Linked DNA regions of Homo sapiens: all the other regions are linked to region 2. The links are chromatin contacts, found by Hi-C or POLR2A ChIA-PET in ENCODE. All regions are on one chromosome and are shown on one strand. The core of a region is the stretch at or near the end of the contact, and the rest is flanking DNA. Distances in the headings are between cores, read along the strand shown.

Region 1 (6,230 bases), core at 2,452-4,951, 1.9 Mb before region 2:
ATTTTTAGTAAAGACGGGGTTTCTCCATGTTGGTCAGGCTAGTCTTGAACTCCTGACCTCAGGTGATCCACCTGCCTCGGCCTCCAAAAGTGCTGGGATTACAGGTGTGAGCCACTGCGCCTGGCCTGATCTAGTTTCTTATTGTACTAGAATAATCGTTAATGTTCTTCACAAGTAATACCATTGATGTTCATCTTTAAAACAGTAATAAGCTGGAAACCCTATAAGGATATAAGTAACACACTTGTGAATTAGCAAAACTTTTGTATCTTCTCAAATGAAAATCACTACAAAATCTTTATCTTGTCTCAGCTTGAGTTTAGAACTAACATTCCTAAATTATTCTGTTTAAAGTAAGAACAGATAGGTGCCTGAATATTGCAATCCAATGTTAATGAAAAAAGTACACACCCTTCCAGCTCCTCCTTAGAGCTGGTGGAAAATACAATCAAACTAACGAACATAAATTTTCAAATGACTGAAAGCCATGATAAATGGGATATAGTCTTACTCTAAAATATGGGGTTTCTCATCATTAATTATATTCTTAATTATCAAATCTAATATTTTGCTTCTGCCTTCTTGCATTTCTAAGACAGTGCCACTTTATTTTCAAAACATTTACTGTTTCTAACTTGAGAATGTTTCCGTAACTTTCTATCGGGGGCTGTGCAGAGTTCTCTTTATGTATGTGAAGCACATTATCGTTGAATAAATATCATTATTCTCCCAATCACACTTCCCCAGCTCAGTAGTTTTATGGGCCCCAGTGAACCACAAAAGCCTAAATTGTCTAGAATCAATTTCATAGTTTTTCCTCAAAACCCCCCAAAAAGTGATCAGCAACAGCTGTAAGAACATCAAGGACTCATTGCATGAGAAACACGAGCAAAACACATCAGTAAGAGACAAATGCCTTTTTTCAAGGAATGCAAAGAGGTTCTAAGTAGTAGTCAAAGACAAGACAAGTTGACTGCCTGGAACTTGTACTTCAGCATGGAAGCACTGAGCACCAACACGGAATTCCGAAGGAGAGTAATTAAGGGAGGCCAAGACAGCAACCATGGGTCAGAGTTTGACACTAAGTCACAGTGTGGGTGGCAAGGGGAGAAAGATATGACTGAAGTTGCTCTGAAGTGTATTTAGCAAAAGCAAGTGAAGCTGTATCCCAAATTGGCAATCATTTTACATATTTCAGCCAACTTTGAGCCCTCTAGTCTCCGTTTCCATACCCTGTTCAACAAAATCACACTGCACAATTTCCCTACAAAGCTAATGCTTATGACCTGGTGAATATCCTACTATATGAATCATTCTTATGTGATGATAGATAGATTAAATAGATGGATAGATACATATATATGTAGATCACTGCTCAGGGTCCTATTATACAAACTTTTCTGCACCTCCACTTCTTCCTTAATAATAAACTTTGAAACTCCCTGGATGACATTGATCTAATTCTATTCTTCTTGATGACTTCATCATATTATTGATATGCCACAATTTATCTAACCATTCTCTTACCAAAGGATATTCTATTTGCTTTATCTTTTCGTTCATTTGCTACCACAAATTATTCATGCAACAAGTCTTAATACACTCTATGCGCCTGTTCAACTCCAGGAATAGAGCAATGAACAAAACAAAGTTCCCACTTTCCTAAAGAATCCATTCTAGTGGAGGGGACAGGCACTAATTTAATATGTAACATAATGTTATATTTTTATGAAGCTAAACAAGGGGATACAAAGTTACAGGAAATTTCTTATTACTTTAAATGGGGTAGCCAGGGAAGAGCTCTCTGAGGAGGTATTTGATCAGAAACCTGAATGACTTGAGGGAGTAAGCCATGAGGCCTGTTAAGAGAGGAGCAATCCAGTCAGAAGGAACAGCAAGCAGCAAGCACCCGAGTTCTGAGGGAGAGATACTCAGCGAGACTGGGAACACTTGTGAATGCCACTACAGTAAATGCAGAGTGACAGAAGGGCAGGAAAAGGGACCAGACATATATCTTGCCCAAGGTCCAGGTGATGCAGTGCCTGGTAGGCTATAGAAGGAACTTCAGCAAATGCCACAATAAATATCCACATATATTGCTAGATTCATCTCCAAAAAGGCTATCAGAACTCACATTTCTATGAGCAGTCTACAAACATAGGCAGCCAGGTTCCAAAGTCTATGCAGCAGCTGTTTGTCAGCCGTTTCAGTTTGCTTTTAAAAAACATTTATCTATAACTTGAAAAAGTATTAGGAGAGTGAAATATCTGTATATAAAAGCTACACAAATGCAAATATTCTTGTTAGTTTATCACATCTGTCAAACCCAGAAAGCTCTGTATATTAGACCCATCAGTGGGAAACCAGACAGTTTCACAGTGAAAAAAAATCTCCATCTGAGAAAAATAAAATAAAATTCTGGTATAATCTCTGGTCCAGTTACCTCTGGAGAAATAGTTGACAGGACTAGAACTGGGGACTACAAATTGGCAGTGGCCACACACAGCTATAGGACAGAATAAGTTGCTAAGAGGCCTAACATGTATCATCATGAGATAGAATTTTCTAGGTTGGAAGGAAATGGTCTTTTTAATATGCCAAAATGTTGACTTTCAACTATAATCATAATAAAGCAATTTATATCAATAAAAATACATAAAATGGGTAAAAATAAAAGCTAAAGGAACTTGTTTTAGTTATTATTGTCCAATCTTTTCTTAAAACCTCTGGTTTCATCTTCTTCCACTGACATCTTACATTCTGTGAAGGAGGAAGTAGGGGGGATGGAAACGGCTTTAAAGAAGCACAAAAGGCCTGAAGGTCAATAGGGAGGCAAATACTCAAAGAATGAGAACCGCAGATATCTAATAAAGTCTATGTTGCCTTTTCATGCAAAAGGCATAAGGAATGCTTAATCATCTAATATTTACAATGTAGGAAAAAGCTATTTCACGTTGAAATTTGTAGCATTTTTGGGTGATTATGAAACCCTCATTTAAAATAGCCATGTATCCTCTATTTAGCAAACCAAGACTACAAGAAATCTTAGACATGATATTAATACCCCAAAGTTTAAAACTCCAGATGTGAAGAAAAGCCAGAGAATGCCTGCTGTGTAATAAGGCCTATATCTCTTTGGAATCATGGATTTAATTAAGTTTCAATTTGCATCTTGGGCAAAAAGATAGACTGTTAGAATGAAACAAAAAGAAAGAGGGAAAAAGCCTTCTAAAAAACAAAGTGTCAATAAAATTTTAGTTATATTCTCTAGCCATCATTTGGCTTTTAAAATTCTGATAACATTCCCTCAAAAAACAAAGCATTTCCTTTTGTCTAGACAACATAACCTGCTTCTGTCTCAGATAGGCCACTTGGGAACCCAGGATCTGACTCATTTCCCTCACACCATATATGATTCCATATAAAACAGGGCTATATGTCCCTTCCACAGCCCAAATAGGGATCCCCAAAAGGCGGTGCTTCCTATCATTCTTGGGCCAATGTTTTCACCAAGTTCTGTTTGAAAATGTATTTGTTCCTGTTTTCTTTGCACTTACCTTGTGAGGTCTCATCTCCATGACATCTGACAGTGGCTTTGGGTGTTGCCTAAAGAGAAAGCAGCAAGCAACAGTTACAGAGGTGGTTTCCTGTGGAGCAGGCAACTTAACACAGCTAAGTTCAGGTCATTCTCTGAATACTAAAACTGAGAAGTCAACGATAGTGTAATATCAGATAGCTAAATGTTTTCACTATACCCACACATGTAGTAAAGAATTTAGGCTGCTGAATTTTCTTTAACTACAGGGTTCTGCTTTTCAAAAAAAATGTTTTCAACTTACAAAGACTTTTATAACAGACTGCCTTTTTGAGAAAGGAAAGCCTTCTTTCTTTATATTATCCAGGAACCATTATACGCATCCCATAGAATGTATTGCTGATACTTCTTAGAAGTATCTTCAGAAAAGGGTCTTATCTTATATTTATTATCTTATATTTATTTATATATTTATTATATTATATTATATGTTATATATAAATATATTATATATTTATATAATTATATATTATATATTTATATATAAATAAATATATTATATTATATATTATATAAATATTTATATTTATATATAATGTATATAATATTATTATATATTATATATATTTATTATATATATAATTAATATATAATAAAATTATATATTATATATATTTATTATATATATAATTAATATATAATAAAATTATATATTATATATAAATATATTATATATTTATATAATTATAAATTATATATTATATATAAATAAATATATTATATTATATATTATATATAAATAAATATTTGTATTTATTTATATATAATATATAAAATATTTATATATTATAAATAAATATAAGATATAAAATACCAGTAAAATGTGTTCCTAGGAGTTGAATATATGCATGCATATGGCATTTGCTTGTTTGTTCATTGATTCATTTATTCATTCAATGAATTTACTGAACATATATTGAGTTTCTCTTTTTTGTGCCCTGAGGATATAACCACAAATAAGACATAATCTCTGTCCTCAATAAGTTCATAAAATCTTATGATTTTATGGGAAATCACAAGATGGGAAAAGAAAACTGGACAAATAATTATGAATATTATGTGAGAATTACAACAATAGGAATTTATATAGAATACATTGGGCCTCAAGTGGGGAAACGGGCATTCTAATTAGCGTAAAAGAGCTGATCAAAGGAGTTGATTCTTGAACTGTGGTAAAGAATATTGTGTGGTCATTTTTCATGCAAGGAAGTGCATTCCCAGCTGGGAGTCTAGCATATTCAAAGATCCAGAGGCACAAAACAATATAGCACTTTCTGGTAACTGTAGCTAGTTCTATATTGATAGAGTGTAGAGGACTCTAAAAAGGAATAAGACTGAGATATTAGCAAAATGATTTTTAACATCAGGAGGCATTTCTTTCAGAGAACAAAAATAAATAACAAGTATATCCATGAAATACTTCTTGAGAAATATTTTGGTTAAAGATTGAACACTTTGAAGAACAATTAAGTATGAAGCACTTCAATACTTTGGCTCATGTCTGAAAAATACATAGATATTGCATATTTTCACAATGGCAAATATTCAGACTAAGTGCTAACACATGAAGCTGAACTAGATTATAAAATACTAATCTCTTTTGAGGAAACTATATTTTTATGTATCAGAATGGCTTAGAGCCAATAGAAAATTACAGCCTGTATAATAGTGTCTGGCACAGAGTAGGCTCTCAACAAATAGGTGTTGATGGAAATACCACATTGAGGCAGCTTTTGGCAAACAAAGAAATGCTTTGGGCACCAACCCAGGCTCTCCAGCTTAAAACTGTTACTGCTCCTTCTGCAATTAGAGACTTTTTCCCTTGTGATTCATAGAGTTGCATTCATTATATCTCTTTTTGGTCTCTGCTCCTAACTAACCTTCCTCCTAGCTCACACCTACCTAGAGATACCTGAAAATGTTTTCTCTAGGTATGTCTGGGCAGGTTCGAAGGATATAGCTATTATATCATTGGCCTTGGACATACAAACCAAAGAGGCACAGTTGCAGTTGCCAATATTGGTGGCAATTCAAAATGCTCAAATAAAAGGGGAAAAGCAAGAGATCCATGGACAACCACAATAAGAGAAGCAGAGCATCTCCCCCTTATTCTACCTTCTACCATTTGGGTGCATCCAGTTGGGGTAGAGGAGCTATGACAGGGAAAGAGAGAAAAGGGTAACTAAAGAACAGGTATGCTTAGCAGAAGGGGATCTAAGGTACCAATACAAAGTCTTGGGTCAGACCCAAATACCATTTCCAAATGCAAAATGCCCCTCAAGACTCACTGATTTCTCTACCTAGTGCATCACTTCCCAGTATATCACCAACCACTCCAGCTTCCTTCTGGTCCTCTGAAAAGGTTTCTCCTTTTTGTTCTGCAGCTGCTTCACTACTCTATTTTCATCAAAATTGAATCCAAGCACTTAGAAATCATGTGCTGGGTGGGACTTTAGATACTAAATTCAAACCTTTTGTTTCACATTTCAAGAAGCATTAGATAAGAGAAGTTGATCATTTTATTCAAAATTGTATTTCTGGTATGTTAAAGAGATGAACCTCTGTATCCTGACAACTCCTCCGTCCCCAAGTCCAAGGCCATTTTGACTATATCAGGCTATTTCTGCCTCTACTC
Region 2 (6,528 bases), core at 1,535-4,034:
GGAATAAATGCAAAGATCTGCACAGTTTCCAAAAACAAATTGCAAAATACAGGTTGGAGAAGATATGGTTTTATAGCTGTATATATGTTAAAGACTTAAAAAAGATTTGGGGGTAATTTTTGCTTGTTTTTAGTTGGCAATAACATGATATTTATGAACGGTATGGGGTGGTAGAAAAATAATGTGATATCAAACTGAATTTTGAAATATCTTCATTAGGATGCAGAAAATTGTACTCCTCTACTCCTTCCTTTATACTTGGAATATTGTATTCAGTTCTAGGTGCCACATTTTAAGAGACACTGGAGAATGTTTAGATAAATGCGTATGGAGACGAATGAGATGTGAATAAAAAGTGGGTGGAGAAGGCACACATTGTGACTGCTGACTTCAAATGTTTACAAGGCTGCATATGGGGGGGAACCATGCTGTTCTGTATTAAACAATGTTAGTACTAGGTTCAGACTCACTGGACACATTCATACGCATTGCATTCATATTTACAATAATGATTTAAGGTGCTATTATTATCATTTTCTCCTTTTAGAATGGAGCAAACTCATACTTGGAGCAGTTTTGTGCTTTTCTAAGGTCACACAATTAGGAAGTTATAAGCCCAGGATTTGACCAACTTCTTTGGAGTCTAAGTCCAGTGGTGTTTCTACCAATACTGTAGCTACTTACCAAATGTATACAGAGACAGATTTTAGTTGAACATAGAAACTAGCAGGACTGTTTAAAAATGAAAACTGTTGTGAGGTCATGAATGGTTTCCTATCACTTGGAGTTCAAACATATGCTGGATAGCTACATTGCAAGGATCTAGCATATATATATTTACTTTTATAATAAAATATTAAAAACAAATGCTAATCATAGAGCCAAAGAAACTCCAGAAGTAAAGCCTCATGACTATAAGTGATTGAGCTAAGTTCATTCAGTAGTTATTGGAAAACGTAGCATCCAAATTTCATTCTCTGAATTTATAGTTTAATGTTTTTTCCATTATAGCAGTTACCTCTTATCTAACACCTAGGTAATACAATGTGGAACCAGAAGTATGTAAAGAGGAAGGGCAGGGATATTTTGTGAATTATTATAATGGATTGCTTGGCATGCTCTTGTTTTACTAGGATAAGCAAAGAATGTGAATGGTAGTTGGAGAGAGTTTAAAATGATAAGCAGAGAATGCCACATAGTAGAGAAGGGAAAAACAGAATACCACGGAAGGCTAAAAAAGGCTGGGACTGTGGACTTCCCTGTATTTTCTTTTCGTTGAGTAGATGCTCAACATCTATTTGTTGGGATGGAAAATTATTTCAACGCTTCAGCAAACAGTTAAAGAGAACCTTTTTTGTGCTGAGCACTGTGCTATGTTCTGGGGAGCAAAAAAAATGAACTAGACAAAATCCCTGTCCTTTTAAGGAACACACAGTCTAGGAAGAAAAGGCCACCAAGCAAAGCAACAGGAAAAAAGCAAGTATTAAAGATTATCATAGGGAATACTGTAGATAGACGATTTTATGAAAGCAGAGAGAAAAAGAGTATTTAATTCATTGTAAATGTGTGGGGTAAGGATACAGATGTGGTGAAAGGAGATGATGTCAGGGAAGATTCCAAGGAGGAAGGGATGCATTATCTTCATTATCTTGAAGGACAATAGGAGTTCAACTGGTTAAATGAGGGATGGATTTCAGGTGGGGGAAAACTACAAGGGCACAAAGACAAAGTCTGTTGAATTTGTGTGATACGTAGATATATTAGGAGTTGAAGCTGGAGCCAAGGAGGTCAATAGATCAGATTTTAAATGGCTTTGTAAACCATGGTAATGAGTTTGAACCTGATTCAACCAGGTGGAGAGACTTTGAATGATTTTAAAGAGGGACGTTTCATGCTTAGCTCTGTCTTTTTGGAGCATTCTCTCTGGCAGTTATATGGAACTGAAGCAGCAGTGAAGTTAAAGGCTTGACCTAGAGTGGCAAAGAGGTGGAAGTCATGGAGACAGACTGATATTCACAGAATTAAGAGGAAGAATTAATCCACGGGATTTTAAGTCAGAAAACTTTAGTGGAGAGAAATTTGGTTGCTTAGTTGTTGGAATAGGAAGATTTTATCAACGGAATTAGGTGATACTGAAGTGAGTGGCTGAGTGAATAATATGGAAGTCTTGAAATTGGGACCACACAGCTGCTCTGATCTGGTGTGAATTTGCTGATGACTCTTTTGAACTGAATTCAGGAAATGACATACAAATGATTTGCGCAATAAAATGAAAACAAGGACTCTTAAGTCAGTATACTTGGAGAAAAATAACTAGGTTGGTAAAAATGGGGAAGTAGCCATTATCAGGGAGCCCCATTGTGGATTAATTTTGGACTGTCCAGTGGAAAGATCCTCAAAGCAAAACAAATGCCCTGAATCCAGCCCTTCCTCACCGCAACCCTTTCCCTTTCATCTGCCTTCATCCTTCAGCCACACCACCGCTTGGCAGTGAGTACTTGGGAGCAGCTCTTGGAGACTTTGTACTCGAACCTTCGAACTCCAGCATGAGGCCAGAGGAAATAAATGACCTGCCAGGGTGTCAAGTAACGGACCCTCTCTTAAGCCCAGACTTCTGACTCCAGATCTAGGTACCCTTCCACTCTCCAAGACTGCCTCCCGCCTGGGGAGCCTGGGCCTCGGCTAGGGGTGGGGACGGCAGGGTCCGTCCGGAGCGCCAGAGTCCCACTCGCGCCCAGCCCTCAGCCCCAGGCCCGGTTGGACGCCCCGCCCCGCCCCGCCTCCTTCCTCCTTCCCGCGCCGGGCGGGTTGCTGTACCGCCGTCACCCGGGCGCGCGCGGGGTCGCGCGGACGCGGCTCGGGCCGCGGGTGCCGAGAGGTCGCCGGGCCACCCGCACCCCCGCTCCCCGCCTGACGCACGGAGGGGCCGGGACGCGATTTGCCGCGAGTGACTGGAGCCGCAGCCGTCGCCGCTGCTGCCGCCGCCGCCCGGGCCCGCTCCGCCCCCAGCCCGCCTTCCTCCCGCCGCGCCCTCCGCCTCCGCCCGCACCTCGCTAGCGTTCCCCTGTCTTCCCCAACGCCCCGGAGCCGCCGGCCGCTAGCGTCAGCGCCAGCCAGGTGAGTGTGGCCGCCGCTCGGCCCGGGCGGGAGAAGCGCGCAGGCCCCGCGGCCGGGTGGCCGGCTTGGGCCGGTGCAGTCGGCGGCGGCGGCGGTAGCGGGCCCGGCTTTCTTCCCCTGCGCGGGCCGCGGGGCGGAGGGGCTACGCAGTGAAGGAGGGGCGCCCCCGCCCCGCCACCGCCTCTGCTCCCAACGCCCCGACCGCCCCCACCGCCTTGCCGCCACAGACAAAGCGCCGGAGGTGGGAGCCCTGCGGGCCGCCTTTGCCTCCGCGCCGTCTGCCGGGTGCGGCCGCGGCCCGCAGAGACCGGGCCGCGCGCTTTTCCGTTCCTGAGCGCCCTTGTTCATTTCTGGGTGAAAGGGACCCGAATTGTGCAACAGGTTTGGGCGTTAGTCCTTATTTTCCAGCGGGTCTCTTTTGCCAGCGTGCAGGAACCAGATGTGGCTCCCTGCTCTCGGGCGAGTCCCGCGTCCAGCGCCCGCGACTGGCTCCTTTGTGTGACCGGTGACCGGCCCTGTCGGGTGGGTGGAGGACACGGGCTCGAGGCCCCAGGGCTGCGCCGAGGCTCCTGGACGCCTCCTCAGGTCGCGGGGCTTGGCTTCCACGGGCCTGCCAGAGGTTAACATCCCTCCAGCGTTTGGGAGAGTCACAAAGGGGAGGAGAGAGAGGGTTGGCCAGGGTCTGTGGTTGTGTTTATTTTTCTATTTTAGGTAGACTCATATTAGAAAAGAGCCGCAGTCTGACCAGCTCTTGAGGGTACGGGTGGGATTTCACCCTGGGATGCACGGTTTGGACTTGGCTGTTGCTCTGACAGCCCCCGTGGTTTTCTTGGTGCTTTGACATCTTTCTCTTACACACAGACATCGCGGGAGAAGTTGGGAGTGCTGCCGAGGGAGTAACTAGATAGCAGCTGTTTGACAGGTCGTCTCTTACTTCACGTTTTGCTTGTGTCAAGCATGCCCACTATGTATCCCAGCATAGCTTGGCAAACCGTCAAATTTAAATTGCCACTCAAAATCCTAATCCTTATACATACCTACATACACAGACACACATATATCTATATACTTTTTCTGTTTTGGCTGGCTAAATCTTATTAATGTGAGAATTTTTCCTCCCAAGGAAGAATGCATAATAAGGTACAATTTATCTTTGGTTACATACCTTGGTTAAGTTATGCCAATACCTAGCTGGTTTCATTGGTATGCTATTTTAGTTTAACAATACTAATTCCTTTAGCTTTGAGCAGTAAAATACGTCTTTGTTCTAGGACCAGGAAGCTTTTATACGTAATACTTTGCCCCATGACTAAATACGTGAAAAAATTCCCCAAGGACCTAGAAAGCATTTCACAACTCTATAGGCTGTTTTTATGTTCCAAATTCCAGGAAATCGTTTTGTTGAATATTTATTCAAACATTCTGGACTAAATTTAACCTTAAAAATTGGGCCCACTCTAGTTTTTCCCCAGCATTAGAAAAATGAATTGATTGCATTTACCAAACATTTTAGCCCCTGTGAATAAGAATTGAATGGAATAATTGATGTAAGAGATTAGGAGCTAGTGATGGACTAGGAATCTGACAACAGAATGCAGAATGTAGAAAGTTGTAAGTAGAGGTCACAAAGTTGCATCTACTTGGGTTTTAATTCATTGCTAGGCATTTAATGACATTTTAAACAGGTAATCTACTAATGATATATCTGAAAATGAAATGTCCAATAATTAAGAAAACAAAGTATTGCATTTTGACCTTTTTAAAAAATGTATTTTTATAAGGACTTGTTGAAGCTTTTCCACTCTCTAAAAATGAACTTGGTATTAATGACATTTCTTTTGAAAAAATGAAATTGTACCAAACTAATCCGATTTTTAGAAAGTTTCTCTGTTATAGTAGTTTTACTTTACTAAAAATACCATTCATCTGTATAGTAGCTAACTTCAAAGATCTTTTAAAGCTGTTACAAGCAACATGAGCAACCTCTTGAGGAAAGTAGAATATTTACTAATAAAAAGTAGCAAGCAGAGAAGTGAGCCATGATTGGACCACTGCATTCCATCCTGGGTGACAGCCAGACTTTGTCTCAAAAGAAAAAAAAGCAGAGACTTAAATTTTTATAATAGTTTTCTTTGAGATATAATTCATATGCCATAGAATTCACTTTTTTAAAGTATGCAATTCAGTAGTTTTAATATATTCACAAAATTATGCAAATGTCGGCACTAATCCAAGAACGTTATTACCCTAAAAAGAACCTTGTACCTGGTAGCTTTTGTTACTATTCCCCCTTCCCCATATTTGACAACCACTAATTTACTTTATGTCTCTATGGATTTGCCTATTTTGGACATTGCATGTGAATAGAATCATAATATGTGGCCTTTAGTGTCTTTCACTTAACATAATGCTTTCAGGGTTTATTCATATTATACCATGTATCAATATTTCATTCCTTTTATGGCAGAATATTATTTTGTTATATGGCTATGCCACATTTTGTTTATCCAATCTTCAACTGATGGGCATTTGGGTTGTTTCTACTTTTTGGCCATAATAAATAATGTTGTGGATACTCATTTACAAGTTTTTGTATGGTATATATGCTTTCAATTTTCTTGGATGTATACCTAGATGTGTAATTGCTGGGTTATATGGTAATTCTGTTTACTTTCTGAGGAACTGCTTGACTGTTTTCCATAGCTGCTGCACTGTTTTACATTCCTTCTAGCAATGTAGGGTTCCATTTTCTAGGGTAACCCTTCTACATTGCTAGAAGGGTTACATTCCTTCTAGCAATGTAGGGTTATAGCAATGTAGCAATGAGGGTTCCATTTTCTCCACATCCTTGCCAACACTTGTTAATGTTTGTCTTTTTGATGATAGCCATCCTAGTGGCTGTGAAGTGATATCGCATTGTGATTTTCATTTGTATTTCATCTTATCATGTTTTTATTGGCCATTTGTATATAATTTTCTCATTTAATGTTTTAAATGATGCTGTAAGGTAGGTTTATTCCTATTTTACTGCCAGGAAACTAAAGTGCAAAGTTGTTTAATCATTTGCTTGTTTTTTTAACCTTACAGTTAATAAGAGGCAAGGTCTGAGTGTAAACTCAGGTCTTCTGACTCTACTTCCTGCACTCAATGAGGCATACAGAAATTAAATTGTGTTTGTGAATGTCTGGTTGATTAGTGACAAAGTGAGGGAAAAATAAAAAAAATCAAACCAAACAATAACAAACCATAAGGTGTTGTGGCAACACTGCCACATATTCATCAGATTTTATTACGCATTTTCAAATAAATTCCTTTTCTTCTGTCATAATAAGGTAGGTCTGCTTTCCACATTTCCAATGGGGAAACAGAGTCAGAGTGATTCAACCTAGTAACAGCTTCTTAATAGCATAG
Region 3 (6,618 bases), core at 3,240-5,739, 1.2 Mb after region 2:
TTTAGGACAAAAACTCTTCAAAGAATAAGCCTTTCTGTGAATGAGTACCATGTCAACACACCATAGGCCCGTTCTCAATACTAGATAATACAGTTCACACACTCAGGTCTGCCTGATTCGCCTCTACATGCCAGGCAATAGAGGGGAGTGATAAAAGCGTGCTTTGAAATTTTAAAGACCAAGAGCAGGCTCCAGACTCCGACAGCCTGGGTTTAAATCATAGCTCTACCACCTACTAGTTGTGTGACTTTACTTAAAAGTTTCTGAGCTTTATGCTTCATTTCTGCGAATCTCTACTTTCACAATAAAGTAGGGAGAGACTACCATTACTATTTTCCAGCTTTTATATATTCTTTAATTTTAAAAACTAATTTATGCTAGGTTTAATATTTAAAGAGTAGATTGAAATTGATGAAAGCAGTTATGTAATTCCCCAAGACTACTCTATTGACCTTATTCCAACAACATTTCAGATTTAGTACCCATACAACCTATGCAGGACTATGAGTTATCACATATGCTAGCTGATTAGAATAAATACCTTAAATTTTTCCCGCAGATCTTCTTCTGTGTAGGACTTTGGTATCATAACAAAGATTCTTGTAAGTTCTTCATCTTCAACATCTCGGTGACTTCCAGATGATCGGGACTGAGCAATGAAAACCTAAGAAACAAACAAAACTCCCAAAATAAAATAATGTCAACTATTTTCCCATTTCTTAAATTTTTTCAAAAGCAATTATTCTTGCAATGACTTTTTTTTAATCTTTGAGACAGGGTCTCAAAGAAAAAAAAAAGCAGGCTGCAGTGCAGTGGTGTGATCATGGCTCACGGCAGTCTCAACATTCTAGGCTCAAGTGATCCTCCCACCTCAGCCTCCCAAGTAGCTGGGACCACAGGCACACACCACCACACCCAGCTAATTTTTTAATATTTGTAGAGACAAGGTCTTGCTATGTTGTCCAGGATGGTCATGAATTCCTGGGCTCAAGTGATCCTCCCACTTTGACCTTCCAAAGTGCTGGGATTACAGGTGTGAGCCACTGTGCTGGGCCTGCAATGACTTTTTTTTATGAGATAATACCAATCTCTGCATTGTGTTTTTCCCAAATGTATTTCTACTTTTGCATTTATTTTTAGCCAGAGTAATTTGAAGAAACGTAATACAATTAATTAAAACACCATAAACAAGGGCACTTGCATTGTTTGTTTCTTTTTCCTTTAAAGGGGTCTCTATATCTTGGTCTCTGATCCACTGCTGGTAAAGGGGGCTCTGTATCATTAAAGCATGAGAAAACTGGAACTTATGAAATTCCACAGTAGGAAGCAGCAACCAAGAAAACCACAGTGTTAGAGACATATCCCTTTATAGTCTACTTCTAGTTATTCCTTCAATAAATCTATACTATATGTCAAGCACCATATGAGTACAACTATTGAGTAACATGGAAATGGCCCACTAGAGTCTTGTGGCTGATATCAGTAATAAATGGTAAATAGGGAAATACAAATAGGGAAGCTTTAAGTATATGCAAAGACACTAGAGAAAAAAAAAAGAACCTCAGGTAAGATGAAATTGGAAGTGCCATCAGAGCACAGATTTCTATATTTTAGAGGACTGAGGTGTTTCAAATCTCTGATAAAGGAGACAGTCTATGTAGAACATACGTAAAATAATTAACCTCCTCATGGTAGATTTCTCCCATAAATTTTTACCTTCATAGACTGAGTGTTCATAGGCTCTAGATAAGAAGCATTCTTGCAAAACTACAGCCAAGATTTTTTTCTTCTGTTTTCTAGGTTTCCCCCTTTCCGCCAGATAACATAGTTGGTCACAGAATAACTTTTACTTGGACAATCTTTTCTGGCTGAGGGCTGGTAAGATAATATTGTTGTCTTACAGATCCTCTGAAACTTTGTAAAAGCAAAGTACAATAGAAATATTGAAGCTGAATTAATTTAACTGGAAATGCTGAAAACAACCCAAGAGTGTTCCAGTTGAAGATGGCTCAAGCTGCAGCTGCTGAATGAAACTAGTCTGTTAGGGTGTGGTGGCTCACAACTGTAATGGGAGGATGAAACGGGAGGCTCACTTGAGTCCAGGAGCTTGAGACCTGCTTAGGCAACATAGTGAGACCCTGTCTCTAAGAAAAATAAAAAAAATAAGCTGGGCATGGTGGTGCACATCTGTAGTCCCAGCTACTCGAGAGGGAGGATGAGGCAAGAGGATTGCTTGAGTCTGGGAGGTGGAGGCTACAGTGAGCTGTGATCAAGAAGCCACTGCACTCTAGCCTGGGTGACAGAGTGAGATTCTGTCTCAAAAAAAGAAAAAGAAACAGAAACTAGACTGTCTAGCTAGGTACTACAGTGAAACAACCTTCTGGCTAAAACTGAATAGTCAAAAATGTGACAAAGAAAATAGTAAAGTTTATTTCTTTTTGGGAACAAGATCTTTAATTTCTCTGAGGCTAAAAGAGAGGGTACATTTCGGTGTTGGGCCTTTAATTTCTCTTATAGAAATTTATCAGGGGAAGGTGGTCCATCAATTTCAAATATGGGACAGTTTTTTGGGCTGCCCACAAGGGCTCTGTGGCCATGTTACACTCAAAATATAAAAATCCTCTCCACTAAGGTCATAATTGGACAGCGATAAAATTCATTAGTCTAGTACAGGGGTCAGCAAACCACAGCTCCATTTTTGGTATAGCCCATGATGTAATAATTGTTTTTACAGTTTTTAAGGACTGTAAAAACAGACAAGGTTATGTGACAGAGACTGTATGTGGCCTGCAAAGCCTAAAATATTTACTAGTCAGCCCTTTACAGAAAAAGTTTGCCAATTCCTGATCCTGTATGCTGTGGCCCTACAATTAATTTTGTTGCTGTCACTCTGACACACTTCAGAGGGTTGGAGAAGTGGGAGGAAGGGACTGTTTACTGTGTTGTTGGTAGAGTCCCAGGCTCCTTCTCTTTGGTGGATGGAGCAAGACCTCCAGAGACTGAAATATCTCTGAGCCCTTTATTTACATAAATCCATATTAATACCATTCTCAGTTTGGAAAACAATTTTTTAAAAAATTGAGAAAATATTTTTGTGCAAAGTACCAACAGAATAACATACACAGCAACTATTTACATGGGGCAGACGAAGGCTACAATTTAAGCAATTGCCAGATTCTCAGGATTGAGTCCTGATTTGAGATCACAGGGAGTAAGCTGTGACATCTTGGCTACTACTGATCAATAACAAGGACATTATTGAGGGCTTACCCTGTGTGAGGCACTGTGCTGACAGCACATATTATGTCAAATAACCCTCAAAATGATCCTTCCTGCCATGTGTCATTATCACAATGATTTGGCTCTTCTTAAGGCAGTTTACTTTGGTCTGCTTTCAAAGAAAAGTTGCAGTAACAGAAAGGGTCAAGAACCAAATGTATGCTATTAACACTTTCAGAAACAGAGCTCATTCAAAACAATTTTCCAAAATAACAAAATGTGAAGAATATGTAACAGTGACCGTTTTAAACACCTGCACTTATTCTTTCTGTACATGTATTCTTTCGCCTGGTACTAGGAAAACGTCCAACACCAGAGGTCCCTCCCCAGTTTAAAGTACTTCTGTCAAGTTGTTAACGCCTCATCTGTACCTGAGGAAAAGTAGAGTTTTTCCGTTTTTTATATATGGAAATCTGGGCATCTGAGAGAGGAAGGTCAGAAAAGTACTCAAAGTAGGCTAGGACGAGTTTGGCAGTGAACTCAAGAGCTGGTGGATTAGTGAGGGCGAGGGAGAGGGGAAGCCCAGCCACTGCTGTTCTGTCACCCGGTGGCCGCGGCTGCCGGGTCCGCTCTCGTGGGGCAAACACTCCGCATCCCGTCCCCTTCCCTGCAACCCGGCGCAGCTTCGTGGGAGGGGAGCCTCTCCTCAAAGCAGCCCCTGTCCCCAAGCCAGGTGCTGTCTGGTCAGCTGCCGGGAACGGATGTTCCACTCCTCCCTCACCCCGGCAGAGCAGCAGGTGAAGGGAGGTCCAAGAGGCCCACTCCTTCCCCCGAGGGCACCCCGACCCGGGCACCCGCACCTTGATGGGCTTGGTGTCGTTGGGGCCGAGGCACTGGCCATGCATCTCCTCCATGGCCCTGCAGGCCTGTGAGCTGCGGGCGAACTTGACGAAAGCAATGCCCTTGGACTCCTTGGTGTGCTTGTCCCGCACCACCCAGATGTCCTGGATGTCGCCAAAAGGCGAGAAGCGCTCCCTCAGCACCGACTCAGGTGTGTACTTGCTGATCACAAGGAAGATGCGGCTGTTGGGCGGTTCGTCCAGGCTGTCCACGCCCGGGCGGAAGCCCCCGCCGCTCGCAGAGCTGCCAGCTTCGTCCATGGTGCTCCACCCGAATGCAGGAGCCTCACTGCTCTTTGCTTCTGCGGTGTCTGCCACCGCTGCTGTCTCACACCCAAGCCTTTGCCGGCTCGGTGCTCCGCTTCCGGGAGAAAGAGGAGTCCGGCGCCAGGCGCTGTCCAGCCGCGCAGGATGAGGCCTTCCGGGGAGCGGCCTGCAGCGCCCCCTGGCGACGCGGGGGACCCTGACCCAGTCTAAGTCTCAAATCCTCAAATCCAGCTGAGCCTAGGCCCAAGTTATCAGTTGTGCAATCGTTCCCTGCAGGCAGAACAGCGCTGCCTAATGCACAGGCTTTCCCAACGCTGGCTTTACCCCACCCCTAAGGCCAAGGATTCTTTCCAGTGTTAAAGAAAAAATTATTCATGACACTCGTTAGAGATGGTACAGGAAGGCCGACTTTGACAAAGGGAGCCATGGAGATAGGTCCAGGGACAGCTGCAATGGGGTCTTGCAGTGGGAGAGAGAGATTGGACTGAATTTTGACTCTAATAAGGACAAATTTCTAACCAAGAAGCTTGGTGGGAGGTCAGTGGATGGAAAATTACAAAGAGGGAACATCAGTGTTAAGGAGGATTCTGGCTAAACCAACTTGACAGGATAGTTGCTGAAGGCAGGCCAGGGTGATTGATATCCATGGTAGTCAGACACCAAGAATGAGGATTTTCACTACACTGATTCAGCAGGATTCTTGCTCAAATTGGATTCTACAAGGACAGAAAGCCCAAGATCAAGCCTAGTCAAGCAGAGGACTCAAAGGAGCCTAACTAAGTTTTGGTCAAAGTGGAGAGTTGTCACCATCTTGGTCATAAGCTCAATAGATGATCAATATAGGACAGAGTTCAAACTATATAGCATTAGAGTTGGAAGGAAGCTTTGAGATCATTCAATTTCAGCGTCATTTGTTAGAGATGAGGAAACTGAGGCCTATAGCATAGCCAAAGTAATAGAGATAAAAAGTACGACTAAAACCAGAACTAACTTGGCCAGGCGCAGTGGCTCACGTCTGTGATCCCAGCACTTTGGGAGGCCGAGGCGGGCGGATCACGAGGTCAGGAGATCGAGACCATCCTGGCTAACACGGTGAAACCCCGTCTCTACCAAAAAAATACAAAAAAATTAGTTTGGCGTGGTGGCGGGCACCTGTAGTCCCAGCTACTCAGGAGGCTGAGGCAGGAGAATGGTGTGAACCCAGGAGGCACAGCTTGCAGTGAGCAGAGTTTGCACCACTGCACTCCAGCCTGGGGGATAGAGCGAGACTCCACCTCAAACAACAACAACAACAACAAAAAACCCAGAACTAACTCCATCTGTTGATTTACTCAACTTCTACAAGCAACCCTGGGGTTGGAGGGCAGTGAGGGTGGACTGCTCAGCTGTGGAACTAAGAGAAATCATAGAGTGCAAGCAAAGTGGGAAATGCCTTCTTGTTAACAAGCCTTAGAGGAGAGGTCAGAAACCCAGTAGAAATCCAGAAACAAGGCCTGGATTTAGCAGTGGCATTGGAATGAAGTGAAAGGAATAAACCCCTAAGTAGACCGAGGGCGGAGTTCTTCAAATGAACAAGTTCTGGATGCTAAGACCTAGGTTGCTATGAAGTCAACCAGATAAATACTTATTGTACTCCAACTGTGTGCCAGGCTCTATGCCAGGAGCTAGATATATAATGAGGAACAGGAAAGACATGTCCCGAGGGCTTGTTTTCCCCCACTGTGGAAATCTTACATGTAAATATATAATGCAAAGTAATATCAGATTATGTTACATGGTTTTGCTACTGAATTGTGTGAGCCTGGACAAGTTACTTAATACTTGCAGCTTCGGTTTCATTAACTGTAAAGTAGGAATAATATTACCTACTAAATAGGTAATACATATTATTTTGTGGTTGGATTAGTTAAGCTTGATAGCCGCCTAATAGCTACGCAGGAGCATGACTATCAAGTTTAATTAATTCACCCATTCACTTAATAAGTATTTTTGACTATCTACTATGTGTTAGGCACTGTGTTATACTGAAGGGATGTAGTATTGAACAAAATAATTACTCTTCTTCCCCCACAGAGTTAATCATTTAGCCTTATATAGTTATGCTCATATAAGATAATATATATGGAGTTCATAGTTTAGAGATCAAATGAGATAATATTTGTATAATGGTATAATTGAGATTAATTTTCTTGTTCCCTTTGACTATGGTATCCACTCCCCCACCACTGATATT
Region 4 (6,213 bases), core at 3,558-6,057, 1.1 Mb after region 2:
ACGGAAAATAATGTGAATTTTTATTTGTTTAAAGCAGAATTTCACAGTATAATCAAAATTTAAAACGCTGCCTTTGGATACTGACACATGAAAGCTCTCATTTGATTTAAGAAAATTGAGTTTTATGTTTATGTTTCTTTTAATCACACATAGGGATTAATAATTTTGGTCATATTTTACTATCTGCCAGATAGTATTTATGCACTGAACATGGCAAAGCCTGAGTGAAGAATCCACAACATCCAATGGATATATGATGCATTTAATTTCCTCTCAGAATATAACAAATGCACAAACTGTCATATCTAATAGTCACTAAACACCAACAATATACCCAAGGCCAACTGAGTTAGACAAAGATGAATTTGAAAGAAATGTTCTATTTGAATGCTTAATACTTGAAAAACTGAGATCCAATTAAATTATCCTTGGTCATTTTAGCTATTGTACCTTTGGGGGTACTATTTCTATAACAACAACTCCCTAACATTGCTGGCAATATGTGGTGAGTTTTTACTCTGGGCCAGAAGTTCACAGAATATTTGACACAACTGGAGAGTTAAGCCCTAATAGTATGTCCATATTACAGATAGTACGTCCACATTACAGATAAGGAAAACACCTTGGGCAGATTACTTAACCTCTTTGTGCCGCAGTTCTCTTATTTATTTATTTATTTATTTATTTATTTATTTATTTATGAGATGGAGTCTCGCTGTCACCTAAACTGTAGTGCAGTGGTGCAATCTCGGCTCACTGCAACATCTGCCTCCTGGGTCAGACCTCATGAGGTCAGGAGTTCAAGACCAGCCTGACCAATATGGTGAAACCCCCTCTCTACTAAAAATACAAAAATTAGCTGGGTGTGGTGGCATGCACCTGTAGTCCCAGCTACTAGGGAGGCTGAGGCAGAAGAATCGCTTGAACCCAGGAGGTTGCAGTGAGCCAAGATTGCGCCACTGCATTCCAGCCTGGGCGACAGAGCGAGATTCTGTCTGGAAAGAAAAAAAAAAATTGATACTACACGCCAAGATTCTTCATATTTCTTTTCATTATAGTCAAATACCTTTGACTCTCCTCTTCTTTTTTAGGACAGTAGTTTTAGTTTTTAAACTAATCCTTTTCATTTTCTCCAAACTTGAGAACTCTCATCTCAATCAGCAGTGCCTCCTAACGAGGAGCCTTGGATCTCTCCTGGTAGTCCCCACCTATCTGTTCCCTAAACTTAGTGTATAAATGCTTTGAGTGGTTCACTGTTGGAAAATTTCTCATGGCTCCCTCAACTTCTGTTCATATCATTTTCTAAGTCCACAACAGCCTTCCTCTTCTCAGCATGACCACTTCCTGCTCAACCTTTTTGCAAATTTCTTCCATGAACTCTGGGCAACTCATGCCTATGCATAGGGACTGCATCTTCATCTTTCAACTAATATCTTGTAGGCTTATTGTCTTGTGATAACTCTATTGTCCTTATTTTCTTTTTCCTTAGAACCTTAAAATATCATCACTGGTCCATGCATTATCCTCTTTCTTTTTTTTTAATACAATATCTACCCCCATCCAAAGTTTCAATTACCCATGGTCAATCTGGTTCTGAGAATAGGTAAATACAGTGTAATAAGATAATTTGAAAGAGAGAGAAACCACATTTACATAACTTTTTATTACAGTATAGTGTTAATAATTGTTCTGTTTATTATGATTGTTAATCTCTTACTGTACCTAATTTATAAATTAAATTTTATCATAGGTATCTATGCATGGAAAAGAAGCATATACATAGGGTTTGGCACCATCGGAGGTTTCAGGCATCTACTAGGGAACTTGGAACATACTCCCTTTGGATAACGGGGGAATTACTGTACAATGATCACCTAGAAACTCACCATGAAACCCAAGGACTAGGTCATTATCAATAACAAACATCCATGTGTGTGTTCCTCCCCACATGCTACCCTCCAGTCCATATAAAAGATAACTGCCATTCTAAGTTTTACGTTCATCATTCTCTTGCTTTCTAAAAAGATATGTATTTCAACAGACATATATGCAAAACAGAAGTGCATGTTTTTATTTAGTGTTTGTATTTGGTTGTTTCCCTGGTTTATGTAAATTAGTACAACCATTTGGGAATATAATTTGGCAATACTTAATAAGTTGAATATTCACATAACCTACAAACCAGCAATTTTATTCCTTGGTATTAACCCAAGAGAAACACTGGCACGTGTGCCCAGGAAACAACAATAATCAGAGCAACACTGCAATATCTCAAAAAAAAAAAAAATGGTCAGAGAGGAGAAAAGAGAAACATACTGCGTTATAAGACACATAATGGAATATTTTACTGCAGTGAAAGTCAGTGAACTACAACTACATACAGTATGAATGAATCCAGAGATATAATATTGAGTGAGGAAAAAAAAGTTCCAGAAGTCAATGGATACTATGAGACCCTTTTTCCCCCAAGATTTAAAACCACTTTTTAAAAAGTATCATAATTATGACCTAACCTTTGCAGCAAAACAACAAAATCCTTCTTTTGAGAATGTATGCCTTACCTTTCAAAACTATATTATCTTCTCTCTAGTCCAACAGTTTCATGAGTAAAGTCATAAGAATTTTTATCTCCTTATGCAGTTTACCTAATCCGGTATCTGTGGTGGTACTAAGACCTCCAACCACAAAGATTTCATCTTGGAAGGACTTTATTTTTCTCCTTGAAATAAAGTTAACTTAAGGTTATAGCAATCTAGGGATAAGAAAACTTACATATGTGATCCTATAAAAGTCCAGCAGAACTACCTCATACTAAAGCCAAGAGTCACCTGACAAGTCATAGTAATCTGAAACTGAGGTACCGCCAAAGGTAATCCATCCACTGAATGTATAATGGCGTTATCAACATTGCATCCAAAAATATGAGCAAAACCAGAATTTTTAGGCTTTCTAAAAGCCTGAAATTTTAATTTCAAAATATTTCATTTTTACCTTAAGAAAAATTATTTTTTAGGGAAAAAATATATGAACTCCTACTGCAAAAGAATAATAATAATAAAATCCACCAATCAGGGCCTTTCCCAATGAGGGCTATGCATATTCTCTGTAGGTGATTATTGCTGAATTACACTGCAGCTTCCCTTCGACCTTGGGAACCCTGCTAACTCTCAGAGTTACTGCGAGGTCTTCTGTTTCATTTATTATTAGTCTTTGTCTCCGCAATGCTGTAGCATGTGATAGAAATATCAACGTTGTGAGCTTGCAGTACCCAAAACTGTAGAAATGTTTCCAAAAAATAAAGCGGGGGTTGGGGGCGGGGGGAAGGATGAAAGAAGGAAAAGAAACAAAAACAAAACAAGAGGAAAACAAAGTTAATGTATTAAGATGGGAAATTTCTTATTTTTACCTTGTGAAGACTACATTTCCTAATCAGCTTAGTGATATGTAACCATTAGTATGCAATTTTTAAATTTAAGAAAAGATGTCCAAGAAAATTATTTAGAAAAAAAAAATCACAACTGAATATAATAGACAATTGGCTAAACTTAGCCCAGCAATTTAAAAATGAAAGTTCCTATAGAAAAAACCTTACAGGATTTTGTGTCCAGAAGAGAGAAATAATCTGGCAACCCAGTGGGTTCACTTAGTTTCGTGTCATTTGCTTCATGTCCATTATGTAATGCTTCCCCTAGCTTTAGGTCTCTATGTTTAAGCAACCGTTCAGGTATATCATAGAATTGTCACAAAATCAGTATCTGGTTATAACTTTCAAAAACAGCTTAAAAGGTGCCTTGCAGATGTGTCTATACGCAGCAGAAGCTTTGGGGAGAAAATCCGCTTGTGTCATTACTTCTCCAGGCTTTCTCCTCAGGTCTCCCATTCCCTCCTCCCCCAGCATCCCCGGCGACACGATCTGCGGGCAGCTCCCGGCTTGATGCAGGGGAAGCACGTCTTGACTGCAATGCAAACGCTGTCCCGGTCTGAACCAGGGAAGGCAGACTTGGCCCTGGCCGGGGGAGTGGACGGAGGCTGCCGGGAGGGCTGCAGGGGCGCCAGCAGCGGGTGGGCAGGGGTGCCCCGCGAGGGCAGTCCGCAGTGCACGCGCACAATAAAACCCAATGCACAACTTCCCCAGCCGCTCCTCTCGGCTTCCCCGATTCCCTGAAAGGTGCGGCGTAGGCGTTAGCTCTCGCGGGCGCGGGCGCTCTCACCCGCGCCGGTTCGGTTTTCCGCTGACAATTACATCAGTCCTTCTCCCTGCCCCTGCTTCAATCCCCAGGCAGCCTGCGGGGAGCAGGGGCGCCGGCCCGCGCGAGGGAATGCGAGCGCTAGTGGCAGGCGGCCGGAATTCCCTGGCAACGAGGGGGAGGGAGGGCGGCAAACCGGGACCGCGATACAGACGCCCCCTCCCATCCCGGCCGCGAGAATGGGCTGACACCGCCGCCCCCACTTCCCTGTAGCCCGGGCTATCGGCCGGGGGCGCCTCCAGGGGGACGGCGATGTCCTGGGGACCCGAAGCTGCGGCTGCCCACCCACGCGTCCCTCGGGGTCCTCGGCCCGCCGGAGGCGCACAATGCCCCCGGGCCGCGATGCGGGCACCTTGGCGCCCGCCCCAAGCAATCCCTTTGCAGCTAGGACACCTACCTGGAGGGCGAGCGGTGGCGCCGCGGACTCTGCGGCGGCTGCGCGGCTGCGACGGGAGGCAGGAGGCGGAGAGCCGGCCCCGGCAGGCGGACTGGCGCGCGGGCTAGTGGAGGAGAGGAGGCATGGGCGCCGCCTGCACCGAGCCGCGATCTCCAGCACCGACAGCGGCGGCGGCGACCGTGCTGCGCCTCCAGTGGTCCGCTGCGCTGCAGCCCCTCCTCTCCCACGGGCGGGGCGCGCTGGCGGGGCGGCGCTCCGGGTTCCCCGCCCCCGGCTCCCGCCCGTCCGCCCGGCTGGAGTGGAGCGGCAAGCGGCTGGGGCTCATGCTGCGCACCCGCCCTACCGGGCGCCCCTCCCTGCGCCGCCAGATGGGCTAAGGACCCGGCGCCCTGCGCCCTGGTCACGCGGGGTCCCACAGCCAGGGCTCTCCCCTGGCCCGGCCTCCGTGGGAACCCGTGGTGTCCCGAGATCACCCGCAGTGGAAACCCCGAGTTGCCATCCGCGGGCCTGCGCGCAGTAGCGGAGCCCTCGCCCCGCGCAGTCCGGCGGAGGTGAGCCGGCCGCGCTCGGGAGGGTTGCCCAGAACGGCTCCAGCGCTCGGCCCAGGAGCGCCGCAGCCGGGAGCACTGCGGGAGACCGAATTCCGAAAGGAACGGCTGCCTGGCGGCCTCCGCTCGGGGCTGCCAAACCCATGTCCCTGGGCGCCCTTCTGAGGTCGTCATTTCATACACTTACGCGACTGTGCGTGCCTGCTCCCGTCCCTGACTCGCTCGGGAGCAAAAACTTCCCGGGCCCAGAGAAACACCTGGGTTCTGCGAAAGGAAGAGCCGGTTCCTTCAAGCCCCTGGCAAAGCCGATCAAAGTCAGTCAGTCCCGCCTCACTACAACCCTTCCACACCCTTAAACCCTTCCACACTCCAAGCCACTCCCGGCCTGCGTTCGGTGTGCAGATTAATCTAAAGGCAAATTTGCTGGGAGGGACGGGGTAATGTAAATATTTGTACAGACATTCTGTAAACGAGTGACTGCGGACATGTCAATATTTCAAGACATTTGTGTCATCATCATCTGGGGGTGGGAGGCGGAGGGGGAGTCCAGAGGACATCGACTGGACTTAATGGGAGCTATTACAGAACATGCTGGGGTGCCTTCAAAAATGGAAGATATTGCTTACTAATGAGGCAACTGTGATGGCATTTCATTGTGCCCTGTGCTGACAAAATGATTTGCTATGAAACATAGTCGACTTTATGCACTCCTTCCCACATGCAGTTTCTCTTGAATCTCCAATCTCACCTGTTGGATTAGCTTTTTCCATCTAGACTAGCAATGTTCTCATGTCCTCTGGTCACAAAATAATAGATGCGGGACCCTGCGACAATGGCAGTTTGTCCTTCATTCCTTTGCTGTGAAGACAGGCTCCTCAAGGGAGCAGCTGGGATGCTGACCTCTGCTTCATCACAGCCACCCTTTCTACTTACTCCTTCTGAGTTCCATTAACAGAAACTCTACTGAAATGGCTTTCTCCCTTAAAAGAAAAAAAGCTAAAACCCATGTATTTAAAAAGAA

What was found. Hi-C counts contacts between places; a loop is a spot of excess contacts on that map. ChIA-PET counts read pairs that join two places held with the same protein, here RNA polymerase II (POLR2A). Pooled maps may share reads with other maps.
Region 1: a map with no recorded cell type shows a loop between it and region 2 (3-fold over the local background). The contact joins the promoter of LINC01934 here to the promoter of SESTD1 in region 2. A Hi-C loop is called at or near these places in 2 of 37 single-sample maps with no recorded cell type and 2 of 50 pooled maps. POLR2A ChIA-PET finds 5 or more read pairs at or near these places in 1 of 52 experiments (GM12878).
Region 3: a loop to region 2 is called in a pooled map, with 5 times the contacts of the local background. The contact joins the promoter of RBM45 here to the promoter of SESTD1 in region 2. A Hi-C loop is called at or near these places in 1 of 168 maps with a recorded cell type or tissue (MCF 10A), 3 of 37 single-sample maps with no recorded cell type and 12 of 50 pooled maps.
Region 4: a map of naive thymus-derived CD4-positive, alpha-beta T cell shows a loop between it and region 2 (4-fold over the local background). The contact joins the promoter of OSBPL6 here to the promoter of SESTD1 in region 2. A Hi-C loop is called at or near these places in 1 of 168 maps with a recorded cell type or tissue (naive thymus-derived CD4-positive, alpha-beta T cell) and 7 of 50 pooled maps. POLR2A ChIA-PET finds 5 or more read pairs at or near these places in 1 of 52 experiments (HEK293).

Annotation. Positions count from the first base shown.
Region 1 is chr2:181,121,308-181,127,537 of GRCh38, reverse strand. LINC01934 (long intergenic non-protein coding RNA 1934) reads right to left here and starts at 3,701. Exons shown (of 5, transcript NR_130784.1): 1 at 3,558-3,701. RefSeq lists an enhancer at 3,335-3,434.
Region 2 is chr2:179,261,088-179,267,615 of GRCh38, reverse strand. It overlaps SESTD1 (SEC14 and spectrin domain containing 1), which reads left to right and starts at 2,784. Exons shown (of 18, transcript NM_178123.5): 1 at 2,784-3,117. RefSeq lists silencers at 2,683-3,302, 3,313-3,382, 3,491-3,654 and an enhancer at 3,983-4,052.
Region 3 is chr2:178,110,308-178,116,925 of GRCh38, reverse strand. It overlaps RBM45 (RNA binding motif protein 45), which reads right to left and starts at 4,489. Exons shown (of 10, transcript NM_152945.4): 1 at 4,080-4,489; 2 at 542-664. The coding sequence starts at 4,379. RefSeq lists an enhancer at 4,284-4,453.
Region 4 is chr2:178,193,106-178,199,318 of GRCh38, reverse strand. It overlaps OSBPL6 (oxysterol binding protein like 6), which reads right to left and starts at 4,807. Exons shown (of 25, transcript NM_032523.4): 1 at 4,645-4,807. RefSeq lists silencers at 3,823-4,117, 4,564-5,253.